Linked DNA regions of Homo sapiens: region 2 is linked to region 1. Evidence: chromatin contacts called from ENCODE Hi-C or POLR2A ChIA-PET data. All regions are on one chromosome and are shown on one strand. The core of a region is the stretch at or near the end of the contact, and the rest is flanking DNA. Distances in the headings are between cores, read along the strand shown. Region 1 has its middle 62 kb from the start of BCL6. Region 2 has its middle 83 kb from the start of LINC01991.

The links. A loop is a pair of places that touch in the nucleus more often than their neighbours do. ChIA-PET counts read pairs that join two places held with the same protein, here RNA polymerase II (POLR2A). Pooled maps may share reads with other maps.
Region 2: a loop to region 1 is called in a pooled map, with 4 times the contacts of the local background. The contact joins two enhancer-like sites. A Hi-C loop is called at or near these places in 1 of 168 maps with a recorded cell type or tissue (mesothelial cell of epicardium) and 8 of 50 pooled maps. POLR2A ChIA-PET finds 5 or more read pairs at or near these places in 1 of 52 experiments (activated naive CD4-positive, alpha-beta T cell).

Annotation. Positions count from the first base shown.
Region 1 is chr3:187,804,077-187,810,817 of GRCh38, forward strand. No RefSeq gene overlaps it. Among named protein-coding and RNA genes, the nearest start is that of BCL6, 62 kb to the left of the region's middle. Within about 2 kb of position 4,832, at least 10 of the 41 ENCODE cell types and tissues checked have a DNase peak (open chromatin) inside an H3K27ac peak, as active enhancers do.
Region 2 is chr3:188,056,538-188,062,665 of GRCh38, forward strand. No RefSeq gene overlaps it. Among named protein-coding and RNA genes, the nearest start is that of LINC01991, 83 kb to the left of the region's middle. Within about 2 kb of position 4,787, at least 5 of the 41 ENCODE cell types and tissues checked have a DNase peak (open chromatin) inside an H3K27ac peak, as active enhancers do.

The DNA.
Region 1 (6,741 bases), core at 3,582-6,081:
TGTGCTGATAAAAGATGCAATTATACTACCTCTATGCCAGTTACATAAGCAAATTTATATAGTACAAGTCTTTCTAAGTAATGTTCTCATATTGACAACAGTAGTTGCAGGTACTCAACCGAGACACACTCCCTTAACAGGCATCCATCCCAAAGATTTCCCAAAGATGTCCTCAGTAACCAAAGTGATTCGAAAAGCTCAGAAACATAGATATCAGAGTCTGCAGTTCTCGGCGGTGTAGCGACTAAGACACTAACCCCCATGCCAGGCTCCTAAATGCAGGCTTCACCTTCTTCCAAGATCAGACCTGGCAAGTACTCTTCCTCATCTTGTTCTGCCCTAGGGTGCTGGGGGTGGGCAGGAAGCATGGGAGGGGTGGGTGGGGGAATTCCAGTTCAAATGAAGCAGTTTAAAGAAAGTCATTTCCATAAAATCTTGCTTAAAATAGAGAAAGCCATTCTATGCTTACCGAAACTCTGTCCTCTTCAAACTCACCCCCAACCCACCCCCAACACATAAAGAAGAGGAGGAGCGGGATCCAGGGTTTCCCTCGAGATCTTGGGCCGTGTGCGCTGCCCCACGGGCTTACACTGACACAGATCCTCCCACCTGAGTCTTCACCACCCACAGTCTCATTGTGGATCTTCTCCCCAGTAGGCAGTTTCAGGAGTTTTTCAGGAATCTGCTAGTTTGGAAGTTTATTTACCAGTGAAGTGAATTTCCCTGTCTGCTCTCCTTCCTCTCCTCCCAGTACCCATCTGATAAAGTTACAGAAGGCATCTCGGATTCACAACAACCCTCACCAGCCCCCCACTGAATAGCACATCGTCTGGCAACAGGAGGCGTTTGATTACATTTGGATGGAACGCCTGCATCAACTCCAGTTGTCCCTGAATTGGAACTGATGGGCCTCACGTGCTGCAGCCAACAGTTTGCCTTCACCCACTCCCCTCTCCGAAGGGAACCTTTCTTTGGGAAAACAAGAAACCTACGTGCCATCCTGGGTGAGAGACTAACAGGAGCTGTGTCCCAGCATTGCCTTCCAGGCGAAGCAGACAAGAGTACACTCTCAGAGGTGTGAAACTGCGAGCCGTGCTTCAAGCATCCTAGAAAGAACCTCTAAACCAGGGGACCCAATTGCCCTCTTCAAAGTACCTCTATGCCTCTATGTTCATTTCAACTCACAGGCATTGAGTTCTTACTACATGCAGTATAAGGCATTCTGCTGTTGTCTCCTTAGCAAGCCCTCATAGCCTCCCCTCTCCCATTCTGACTTATTTACTCAGACACTATTCTGTAGGCAGAATATTGGCCCTACAAAAATGTCCATGTCCTGTCCGTGTCCTAATGCCCTGAACTTGTGAATATGTTATATTACATGGCAAGGGAGCATTAAGGTTGCAGATGAAATTAAGCTTGCTGCAGCTGACCATAAAACAGGAAAATTATCTAGGGTTATTCATGTGGCCCCAGTGTAATCACAAAGACCCATAAGTAGGAAAGAGGGAAGCAGAAGTAGAAGAGTCAGAACTAGAGTGGTGGTATCTTGAGAAAGACTCGAACTGCCATTGCTGGCTTGGGGGATGGAGGAAGGGGCCAGGAGCCAAGGAGTACAGGCAGCCTTTACAATCTGGAAAAGGCAGGAAAACAGATTGTTCCCTACGGATTTGTTGATTTTAGTCCAGTGAAATCCATTGTAGATTTCCGACCTCCAGAACTGCAAGAGAATAAATTTGTATTGTTGCAGCCAGCAGCAACACATTCACTGTAGACCTCCTATGTGCCAGGCCTGATACCTGGTGCTGAGAGGGCATTCTCACAGCAAGGGATTTGTACCTTGTATCAGTCATCAGGGTCCCACTAGGGAAACTAAAGCTACTCTAAGTGTCTGAGCAGAACGAGTTTAATGTAGGTCACTGGCGACACAGGTGGTGGAAGAAGTTAAGAAGCTAACCCAGACATTAGCAATAGCAGAAGTTATTACGCTGGTGCTGCTAGACTAGGCCAGAGAGATAAAGAAAGGAGGTCATGTTACTGGAATCCAGAAGCCAGGGTCACCTGGTAGAAACTGGACCACGGTGGGCCTGTCCAGTAGAAGCTGGAGCTATGGGTGGGGATAGAACGAGCCAGAGGTGCTGGCAGAGGCAGAAAGGGAGAGAAATAAACCCAGCTTCTTCCTGCCTCCTGCCCCTCTGTCTCCTGACAATGTCTCCCACTGGCTGTGCCCAGGGGAAGCCAGCTGATGTGGGTACTTGGGATACACAAGGGTCATCCCTCTGTGGTTGAGGGAAGAGCAATGAATGGACTAATGAATCCGAGGATAGATTCATTCATTCCTTTGTAGTTAGGTGTGACTGAGTTCCAGCTAACGGAACATGAGTGGAAATATATGTGCCACTTCCAGGCCTGGCTGTGAAAACCTCCCATGCACACTCCAGCATGGTTCCCCCTCCTGCCAGACTGGTATCTATTCCTTCTCTGTGTTGGTCTCCATGAATCTTGAAATATAACTTATTGTTTAAAATCCAAGTTTTTACCATGATTTCTAAGGCCCTTCATCATGTGGCCCTTCCCTAGCTTCCCACTCTCATTCTGTGTGTCCTGCCCTCATTCACACACCACACTGGCCTTTGCTTTGCTCTCAATATCCCAGGCACGTCCCATCTCAGGGCCCTGCACTTGTAGCTTCTGCTGGACTCCTCTCCTCTTGTCTTTCTCTTAACTGATAACTGTTCACCATTTGGATGTCAGCTCGACTGTTATTTAGTTAGGCGACCACTTACTCCATCTAAGAAAGGCCCCCTTCAGCTTAAATGACAGTCACATTTCCTTATTTTATTTTCCTCATGATACCTGAGATGATTTTGGTTATGTGTTTATTTATGTAGCATAACCTTCCCAAACCTGTAAGCCCCTTGAGGATAGGAGCATGATCTTAATATTTGCTATATCCTTGTATCAGTCAGTTAGATGTTCACCAAAATCTTTCTTTTTCTTGAAAATAGAGCAGGGCTCATTTCAGATTCCTTTGTAGTTAGGTGTGACTGAGTTCCAGCTAATGGAACATGTGTAGAAATATATGTGCCACTTCCAGGCCTGGCTGTGAAAACCTCCCATGCACACTCCAGCATGGTCCCCCCTCCTACCAGATGATGACAAGGCCTCAGGGAGTAGTAGAGGGACGAGATGAAAGAAACCTGGCCTCTTGAATGACTAAGTGAAGGAGAGTTGCCCCAGCAACCTACATTCTCCTCCAAGACTGTTATGTGAGCAAGAAATAAGTTCTGTGTTGACTCATTACATGAGGCTACCCTAACTAAAACAATGCCCAATGCCAAGAGCAGTACCTGGTCCATAATTAGCCCTCAATGAACAGTGATTGAATGACTGACTATTACACACTTAATAATGATGTGTTCAGTGATGAAATGTCTTTTCCCAACACTCGTTCTTCATTTACTAAGCTCCCTGAGGACAAGGATGTTTTATCAATCTCTATACACTCTGTGCTTTCCACTGTACCTAAACCTCAGTAGTCATTCAATGGATGTGTGTTGCATTGAGTTTCCAGGCAATGTAAGGGAGACAATGACTGGCAAAGCATGGTCAAGATGCACGAGCATGAGGAGGTGTTAGACATGCCTGTGACCACCAATGTTGGTGCAGTTCTTGCAAGCTTACCAAGGGCTCTTCACCTGCTTCTTATTTGTAACAACAATTCTGAAATGTAATAACTTTTATAATTCCCATTTTAGACATAATAAATATGAGTTCACAAAGGGATCTTTGCTCAAGATTTTACTTTTTAAAGTGATAAAGCTAGAATTCATTCATTGTTTTGTTTTTTTTGAGAGGGATTATCACTCTGTCACCCAGGCTGGAGTGTGGTGGTGTGATCTCAGCTCACGTCAACCTCCCCCTCCTGGGTTCCAGCCATTCTCCTGCCTCAGCCTCCTGAGTAGCTGGGATTACAGGTGCCCACCACCATGCCCAGCTAATTTTTGTATTTTTAGTAGAGATGGGATTTCACCATGTTGTCCAGGCTGGTCTCAAACTCCTAACTTCAAGTGATCCACCCACCTCGGCCTCCCAAAGTGCTGGGATTACAGGTGTGAGCCACTGCGCCCGGCCCAATTCATTGTTTAAGAATACTTATTGAGTGCCTAAGATGGGCTAGTGCCCTGGCTGAATCTTCTGCACCTACTAGGGGCTTAGGAAATATGAGAACTCAAAGTTCTGAAGAAATTGGAATTACCTCCCAGAAGACAAATGGGAGGCTCCAGGCTCCAGCCGAGGACTGAGAAAATTGCCTGTGTCATGCAGCCGACGTGTTGAGCTGGGATGCCACTGCTGCTGCTGTGTGCCTTATGCAAGTTTCTGGGTGGTCTGCCAGACTCTCCTGGAATCAACAACAGCGCAGGGACCCCCTTTGCAGCTCTTCTACTTGCCCGGGCTAATGGCCCTGGCATTCTAAGTCTGCCCTTTTCCATACATTCTTTCCTCCTTTCTGTGCCAGGATTTCAGTAGATGATTTAGAGTGAGTTCCGGGCCATTTAGCTCAGAGATTTGGGTGAAAGTTTCCTCCCACCCATCCCAGGCCTCAGATAGCCCATCAGGGTATGACCAGGTCCTGTGAAGGAAGGGGAAGAAAAGCTTGTGGAGATTTTCAGGCACAGGGTAGGAGACGTTTCCTCAGCTGCTGCATTTGCCTACTGTAATCTGGCTGTACAAGGCTTGTCAATAATAGATTGGTTGAAAATGTAGGACAAAAAACTCAGGAAGACGTAACTTGCCTACACAGAGACTGCAAAGGCCCCTGGAGGGTTGCTGGCAGGCTGGATGATTTGTCGCTGCAAAGAGGGAAGGCGCTGTTGCCTGAAGGGGCAGGTGGCCGAAAGAAAAGAGGAAGATTAGATGACCAGTTCTTCACAGGGGTTCAGCCTTTACCAGCCTGGAGACACTCCTCTCTGTGCTTGAGCGCCTCTCTCTGTAAATAAATCCAGGCTGCTCTTACAGTGCAGGATGTCCCACATACCGTACATCTGAGGTGGGGTGAAATACAAATATGCCTTTTCATAATAGCTTTACACCTGGTGCAGCAGAGGACTGGTTTATTACCTTGGTAAACAAAAGTTAGAATTCAAGCAAAGTACAAACTTTGCCGAAGGCACTTCTGACAGTGCACCTTGTGTTTGTGAAGTGAACTCGATATATATACGATGTGAAGCAATGGAAGGCTGGGCTTTTTCTTTCTTTCTTTCTTTCTTTCTTTTTTTTTTTCACTTGTCTGATTTGCAAGGTTTAAAAGTTCACGTGTGTGTGTGTGTGTGTGTGAGAGAGAGAGAGAGAGAGAGAGAGAAAGGTTGGGGGAATTTACTTTGGCTCTGGCTTTTTCCAGCATTTTGAAATCATGCTGTTTAGCGTGGAAAAAAATATGTGAGCCAATTTATATTGTTTTCCAGAGAGAATGTACTTCTTGCTGCTCTCAGAGTGACAATGAGAATTTTTGGGTTGGAGACAGGGTAAACCAGTTTGGGGAACACACAAAGGAACCAGGATTTGCATTAAATCTAACTTAAATTAAACAATAAAAAATAAATATTTATTCAGTGCATTTTTTTTTGCACCAAGCACAGAACCAAAAACTTTCATCACCATTATTTCATTTAGTCTTCTCAACCGCATGAAGCAGGGATTCTTGATCAAAATATCCATTTCACAGGTGAGGAAACTGAGGCTATGGTTGCTCAAGTATTCAAGCTTGTGTGTTCTAATTCTAAATTCAGGTTTTTATGCATGTCCCCTAAGCTGTGCACGGGATCACAGACTATATGGTGTCCTGTCACTTTGCTTCTTTTTCCTGAACCCCCGCATTTTTCAGCCTTGTTCTCTGCCTCAATGAATAGTGATTGTGCCACTTCCAGGCCTGGCTGTGAAAACCTCCCATGCACACTCCAGCATGGTCCCTCCTCCTACCAGGTGATGACAAGGCCCCAGGGAATAGCAGTACTTGGGGAAATGACTGATCTTCTCCGTTCTTTGGTGTATTTCTGCCCAGATGATCTCCATACTGCTTACTTATCACCTAGTCATTTGAGCTGCCCTACGACCAGCCAGCACCTTCATGCATTCCAATACCAAGGATCTGAAACATGTGGATTAGATTTCCCCTCAAAACACACATAAGCCGAAAAGCTAAGGCAGAAAGTGCAAAGCAAGAACACATCTTATGTTTGGTTAGCTCCACAAATGCCTCTGCATTCTCCCATCCCCAGCTTGAATAAATCAGATAAGCTTCAGCAAAAGCATCTGAACTTTTTGGATTCTTTTCCCAAACAAGCCTTTGAACCTGAAGAACTTTGCCTATCTCTGCGTGTTCACTCCTCAAATGTTCAGCTGGGGCTTGCCCACTGCACAGCTCAAGCTGGTGAAATTTAACTCTTTCATCCACAGATTACTTTCCAACCCGTCTGAAGTGACAGTAAACTCATTAGGCTCATTTTCAAGAAGACTCTCTATGAATGTGTCAGCTTATGCCTGTCTCCACAGACGAAGGATTCCTTCAGGGAACATATTAAACTGAGACTAGTGAGAGGTGATGCCATTAAAGCGTTGTCAGTTCAGCAGTTTTATGGTACCAGAGCTGTGGCTGCTTGTCCTTAGCAGGATTTCAAGAGAAAGCCTCGTCTCCCTCCTCCAGATCCCCTGCTACCTCCACCCCCTACCATGGATGCATCTTTA
Region 2 (6,128 bases), core at 3,537-6,036, 250 kb after region 1:
ACAGCCACAACTTATTTCTCCTCCCTGAACTTCCAGAGAAGACTAAAATGAAGTTTCCTAATGGTCAAACTCCCATAATTCAAATGTTTACCAGAGTCCTGAGGGCAAAACCAAAAAGGGCTTGCTATGCAGGAATGGTCACTCAAAAAGTGAGCAACGACCTTTTGGTTTGAGTTCTGGTTCAACTACTCCTTTGCAGCACAATCGTGACCAAGATGTTTTCCCTGTCTGGCCTCAGTTTCCTTATCTATTAAATAAAAGAATTGTATTAGGCAATGTTTTAAAATGCTTCCAGCTCTAGCAATCTATGAGTATCCAAACTGCACATGTAGATTTGAGTAGGGGTTTGATCAAGTCCTTTTCTGTCCCTTAATGTCATAGGAGTCAGAGCCCAGGAGAAGCACCATCATTACCTCTTGCTGGAGGATATTTTGTGCCTCTTATTTGCCTTCTGCTCCTTTTCCTGCTAATTAGCACAAGTAACTACCTATGCCAGCTAAAAGAGTCAAAAAGGCTGGTCACCCTTTCCAGTACAAACCAGGAGTGTTTAGCTAAATCAAAGGCATTAACCAAGATGCCTAATTTGTTGGCTCCTCATAAATTAATACAACTCTGGGAAAATTTGCTCAAAGCCTGATAATTTATTTCTTAATTTATTAACTGTGCAAAGATTACTGCTGTATATATTTGTCTTTGTCAAAGTAGCTGAAACTACAAGGCAAAATAATGACTCCATGACATTCATTGATGTCACTGAGTCCAAAGGCCCCTGCAAGTGTAGGAAACTTTCCAAGACATACAGTAATAAATTGATTTTTTGTTTGTTTATTTGTTTTGTTTGTTTGTTTTGGGACGGAGTCTCTGTCTGTCATCCAGGCTAGAATGCAATGGTGCAATCTCGGCTCACTGCAACCTCCGCCTCCTGGGTTCAAGCAATTCTCCTGCCTCAGCCTCCTGAGTAGCTGGGATTACAGGCATGTGCCACCACGCCCAGCTAATTTTTTTTCTTTCTGTCTTTCTTTCTTTTTTAAAAAATATTTTCAGTAGAGACAGGGTTCCACCATGTTGGCCAGGCTGGTCTCTAACTCCTGATCTCAGGTGATCCGCCCGCCTCAGCCTCCCAAAGTGCTGGGATTACAGGCGTGAGCCAACACGCCTGACCTAGAGCATCACTCTTTTCAAAAGCCATAGAAACACCACATTCGTGACACTCCCAAAACTGTTCTGATCACAGATTTATGTCATCTTTTTATTTCTCTATAGCACTTTCATTCTTATTATGATTCCAGAGCAGAATGCCTGCATTCAAATCCACTGTTATATGAAGTTGAACAATTTAATTACGTTATTGTGCATCAATTTCTTTATGTATGGCACAGCAGTATAAAAACAGGCTGGCCAAGCAGCCTGGCCAGCATGGTAAAACCCCTTGTCCACTAAAAATACAAAAATTAGCCAGGCATGGTGGTGCATGCCTGTAATCCAAGCTACTCGGGAGGCTGAGGCAGGAGAATCACTTGAACCTGGAAGGTGGAGGTTGCAGTGAGCTGAGATTGCACCACTGTACTCCAGCCTGGGCAATAGAGCAAGACTCTGTCTCAGAAAATAAATAAATAATAAAATAAAAACAGTGTTCAGCTCATAGAACCATTGTAAGCCTTAATGACAAAATCCACGTAAATCATGTAGAATTTCATAATTTTGACTATAGCTATTACTTTGTGATTTTTAGAACACCAGCAGAGACAAAGTGTTTACAGATAAGAAAGTAAAAGACCTGTAAGGATAAGGGACATACTTATAGCAATATGACAGTTAGTGGAAGAACCAGAATCAGTTCCCAATTCACATAATTCTTACTAAAAAATGTATTCCATAAACCAAATGGTCATTGCAGGTTGTATTCACTCGTTCGTACATTCATTGATTTTGCTGTAATTCTTCCTTGGACTCATTAATTCAGCAAATATTTCCTGAAAAACACAGGTCCCTTCTATCCCTAGGAGCAATCATTTAGAGATATGGGTTCTAGTGCCAGCTCTGCACTAATTCACTATTGAGGCCAACAGCAAGTGACTTCTCTTTGAGTGTCTAGTTCTTCAAGAGATTTGAAAAGATGTGTTTACATCTCCTTCCATACCAAGCTCCTATTTGCTGTCTTTCATATTACATACTAGTGGGACACCAAGATTCAGTAATGGCCCTTGCCCTAGAGGAGCCTGCAGTCAAATGGGAAAAATAAACACAGCTGTTGTGTACTTGCCCCGTTGTGCTAGAGTATAGCATAAGTCACCTAACACGTATTTTTTAATAAAATGATTTCATGTGGCTCCCACACGCCAAAGTTGGCAGGGAAGTCCATTTCTGGCATATTCTGGGGGGCCTTCTCCCCCACCTTAGATGGATAACCACGCACAAGAACTTCAAATAGACTTGCAAACTGGTGACCCTTGGGCCCAGTGAAGCCTACACAGGTGTTTTGTTTGGCTTATGGTGCTTTTTAAAATTTTAAGTCAACATTTAACAGCTGGGAAGTTTCTCATTAAAACCCAGATTTCTGGCTTTTCTTGAAAATGCATAAGATCTAGCAACGCTGAGTTGGAATCTTGACAATGACAACTAACATCTTAGAACTTTAGTCTTTTAGAGGGAATATACCTTTCCTATTTAGACATGAATGTTTGATTTTATCTTGAGGTGCACTATTTGAATTCAGGGGAAACAATCATACAAATTTAAAATTTTCTGTTAGGGATGTTAAGGGGGGAATTGAATGTTTTGTAATTGTATGTGTGTGTGTGTGTGTGTGTGTACTTGATTGAGAAATTTAAGTTTCTGAACTTAATGCAATGTAGGTATTTAATTTAGCCTAGCTAGGGCCCAGTATGCTTTGGTATTTCAATGGGAGAAATGTCCTAGATGAATCACTAATAAATGTTATCTTCCTTTCTCCTAAGGGCATTTGAGTTGGTGGCTCTGTGCATTACTCTGATACGCTGGTAACCAGGCTCACTAAGAAAAAAAAAATCCCCAATTTATAGTTTGCCAAATTTTGTGTGTAAGTACTCCACCATGACCGAATTCAAGGATGCTTTTACAACTGGCTTGTAGCATTTCTGGAATCTTAGCAATTAGCTCTTGCAAGCCGATACAGCAGACTCAGCACACCAAGCCTATTTAATCCAGAATATGGGAGTATAAAAATTGTGTTACTTTCCTCTCACCCTGAAGTCAATGAAGAAGAAGACATATAAAACATAAGCTTTGCCTATCTTCAGGAGAATTTTGGTCTAGATCAGGAGACAAAGCTAAAACCTTTGCAATAATCAGAAGGCCTTTTGAGAAGAATCAGTGATCTATCCAACATCTCTACTCGAGGGCCCAATAAGAATATGAAACTTACTACATCCAAAACAGGTTTCTTGGATTTTCTCTCAAAGCTGTACTGTATTTCCCCAATCTTTTTATCTTAATAAACAACCCTTCCCCCAGTTCTCAAGCTTAAAGATAAAGAATTATCTTTCATTCCTTCCTATTTCTTAACCCCCTATCCAGTTACCCCCTATCACCAGAAACAAGTCTTGTGAGTCCACCCCCAAAATTAATTGTGCACATCTCTGCACCCCACTGCAACAACCCTAGTCTAAAATAGTCCCATTAAAGCTCCTCTAGAACATTTTTTCTGCTTTCTTTCTCATTTCCTTACAATCACTTTTCCAAAAAGCAGCCAAAAGGATCTTTCAAGAATATAAATCAGATTTTACTCCCCTGCTCTTTGCCATCCAATGGCTTCCCACTAAACTCAGCAGAAAATACCAATTCCACACCATGGCCTCAAAGCCCTCTCTGATATGATCCCTGCCCTCCTTTCTGCCTTTGTCTGCACCTGCACCTCGCTACCCCTTTTCTACCCCTCTCAAGTTCTCTAGGCTCTCCCAGTTCTTCCCCGTCACTCAGTCTCCACCAGTTACTCTTTCTCTCCACCCTAAGCAGTTGCCCTGGCTGGCTCCTTCTCATTCTTCAGATGCCAGCTTAAATGTCACCTCCTCACAGAAACCTCCTCTGCCCACCAATCTAAAGTAGCTCTCCATTCCCAACCAGTAATTCCCCATTCCATCAGCCAACCAACATATACACTGTTTACCTTTACACACAGAGAGAAAATGTAAATTCCATGAGGGTAGGAGATTTCTATGCCTTGATTTTGCTGTATGTGTTATGCCTAGCCCAATGTTTAACACACAGTAGGCATTAACTAAATATTTGTTAAATAAATAAATTAATGAATACACAAATGAGTGGGTGATAAAGGTAGGGTAAAGAGATTGATGTTTCAAAGTTCCCTTCTGGCCTTAACATTTTAGGACCCTGTGGTTTCAAGAGCATAATTTTGTACTTACTGATGTGGGCTCAGCTCTTAAAGTAGAGTGGAATTTAGAGGGGAAGGAGATGAATGAAGTTGCCAGGATCCAGCAGCAGGCTGGGGAGACTCCCTGGAAGAAGTGGTAGATACACTGGGCTTTTCAGCCTTCAATATTACTTAACAAAAGGCATTTGTCATCTTACAAAAAGGTTTACCCTAATCTCCATTTCAGTTGCCAACTACTCTTCTACATTTAAAATGTGATCATGTTTATAAAAACTTGATGGGCACACTTTTCAGGAACATCTAGTTTCTAAGCTGCACTGTCCTTACATGCCCTTGGGCATAGGTGTATGCTGATTAGCAGGTTTAATTTGACACAGATAAAGAACACGAAGAATTTGCCCAGAGGCCCATTGACCCCCCCTGCTGGCTCCATATCTGAAGGAAGGATCTGTTCCATACCTCAGAGAAGACCCACTTAGGACAGGAAGTGAGTCATCTATGTTCCACAGAGGACCTATCACAGGTTGGACTATACTAAATGTGAAACAGATTAAACTGGAACAAAATCATGACATATTTGTTCCCTCCCACAGTGTGAGACGTTTCATAACCTCTTGATACTTTACCCTGATAACTTTGAGAGCTGGAGAGGTCTTCAAAAATCACTTGTATGTCTCTCTCTTGTTCTGTAGATGGGGAAACTGAGGCCAGAAAGGCTGGTGCCTTATCCAAGTTCACACAGCAGGGGTAGCAGGAGATCCCTGTCCTGAAGCCCAGACAAATATTCCATAGAAGCATACATATACAAGCTGATTTTTAAGAGAAAACCTATTGTGTCCTTTTGTTTAATCGTCATAAATAACTTGATGATCTATTTGTTTAATTTTTTTTTTTTAAAAGACAGAGTTTTTCTCTTTTTACCCCAGGCTGGAGTGCAATGGCACAATCTCAGCTCACTGCAACCTCTGACTCTTGGGTTCAAGCAATTATCCTGCCACAGCCTCCTGTGTTGCCAGGATTACAGGCGCGTGCCACCACGCAGGGCTAATTTTTGTATTTTTAGTAGACACGGGGTTTCACCATCTTGGCCAGGCTGGTCTTGAACTCCTGACCTCGTGATCCACCCGCCTTGGCGTCCCAAAGTGCTAGGACTACAGGTGTGAGTCACTGCACCTGGTCTATTTGTTTACTTTTTAATCATTGAAAAATAAAGTTTTAGCAAGTAATCTCTAGTGATACTGAGGTTTTAGGACAACTTGAAGGAATCGGCTTAAAATGTTAGAAGCTGTCACATAATAAAATAGTAAGACAACCCAGACCAACTTATAAGAAGAGGTAAATGTTATTTTAACTATCAGGAAAGAGTTATATCATTTTCAAAACAACCAGAAGAACTATTTTTTCTCATTTTAATGTCTATAGTTAGGATTCAGAGACGATCACTTGTGATTTTCAGCAACTTAAAGTTTGTATGAGATGGGAAAGCCATAGAGGGAAGCATGCCAATCTTTTAAACTGTTACACATGAAGCGTTAGAGACTGGAGTGCAGCTATTAACTTAAAAAAGGAAAGAAAGTGGTTTATGCTAGCTTTTTCAACTGTCAAATGATCAGTTGGAATTTAGAGAGTAACAGTGTTTCAAGACAGAGATACATTTAAACATCATGGTGCTTGACAGGCAAACAGGAATCATTTGCCCAATTCCTTTAGAACTAGTCTTAAAAAAAAAATGCAACAAGGCCTCTCAAATTGCAGGAGA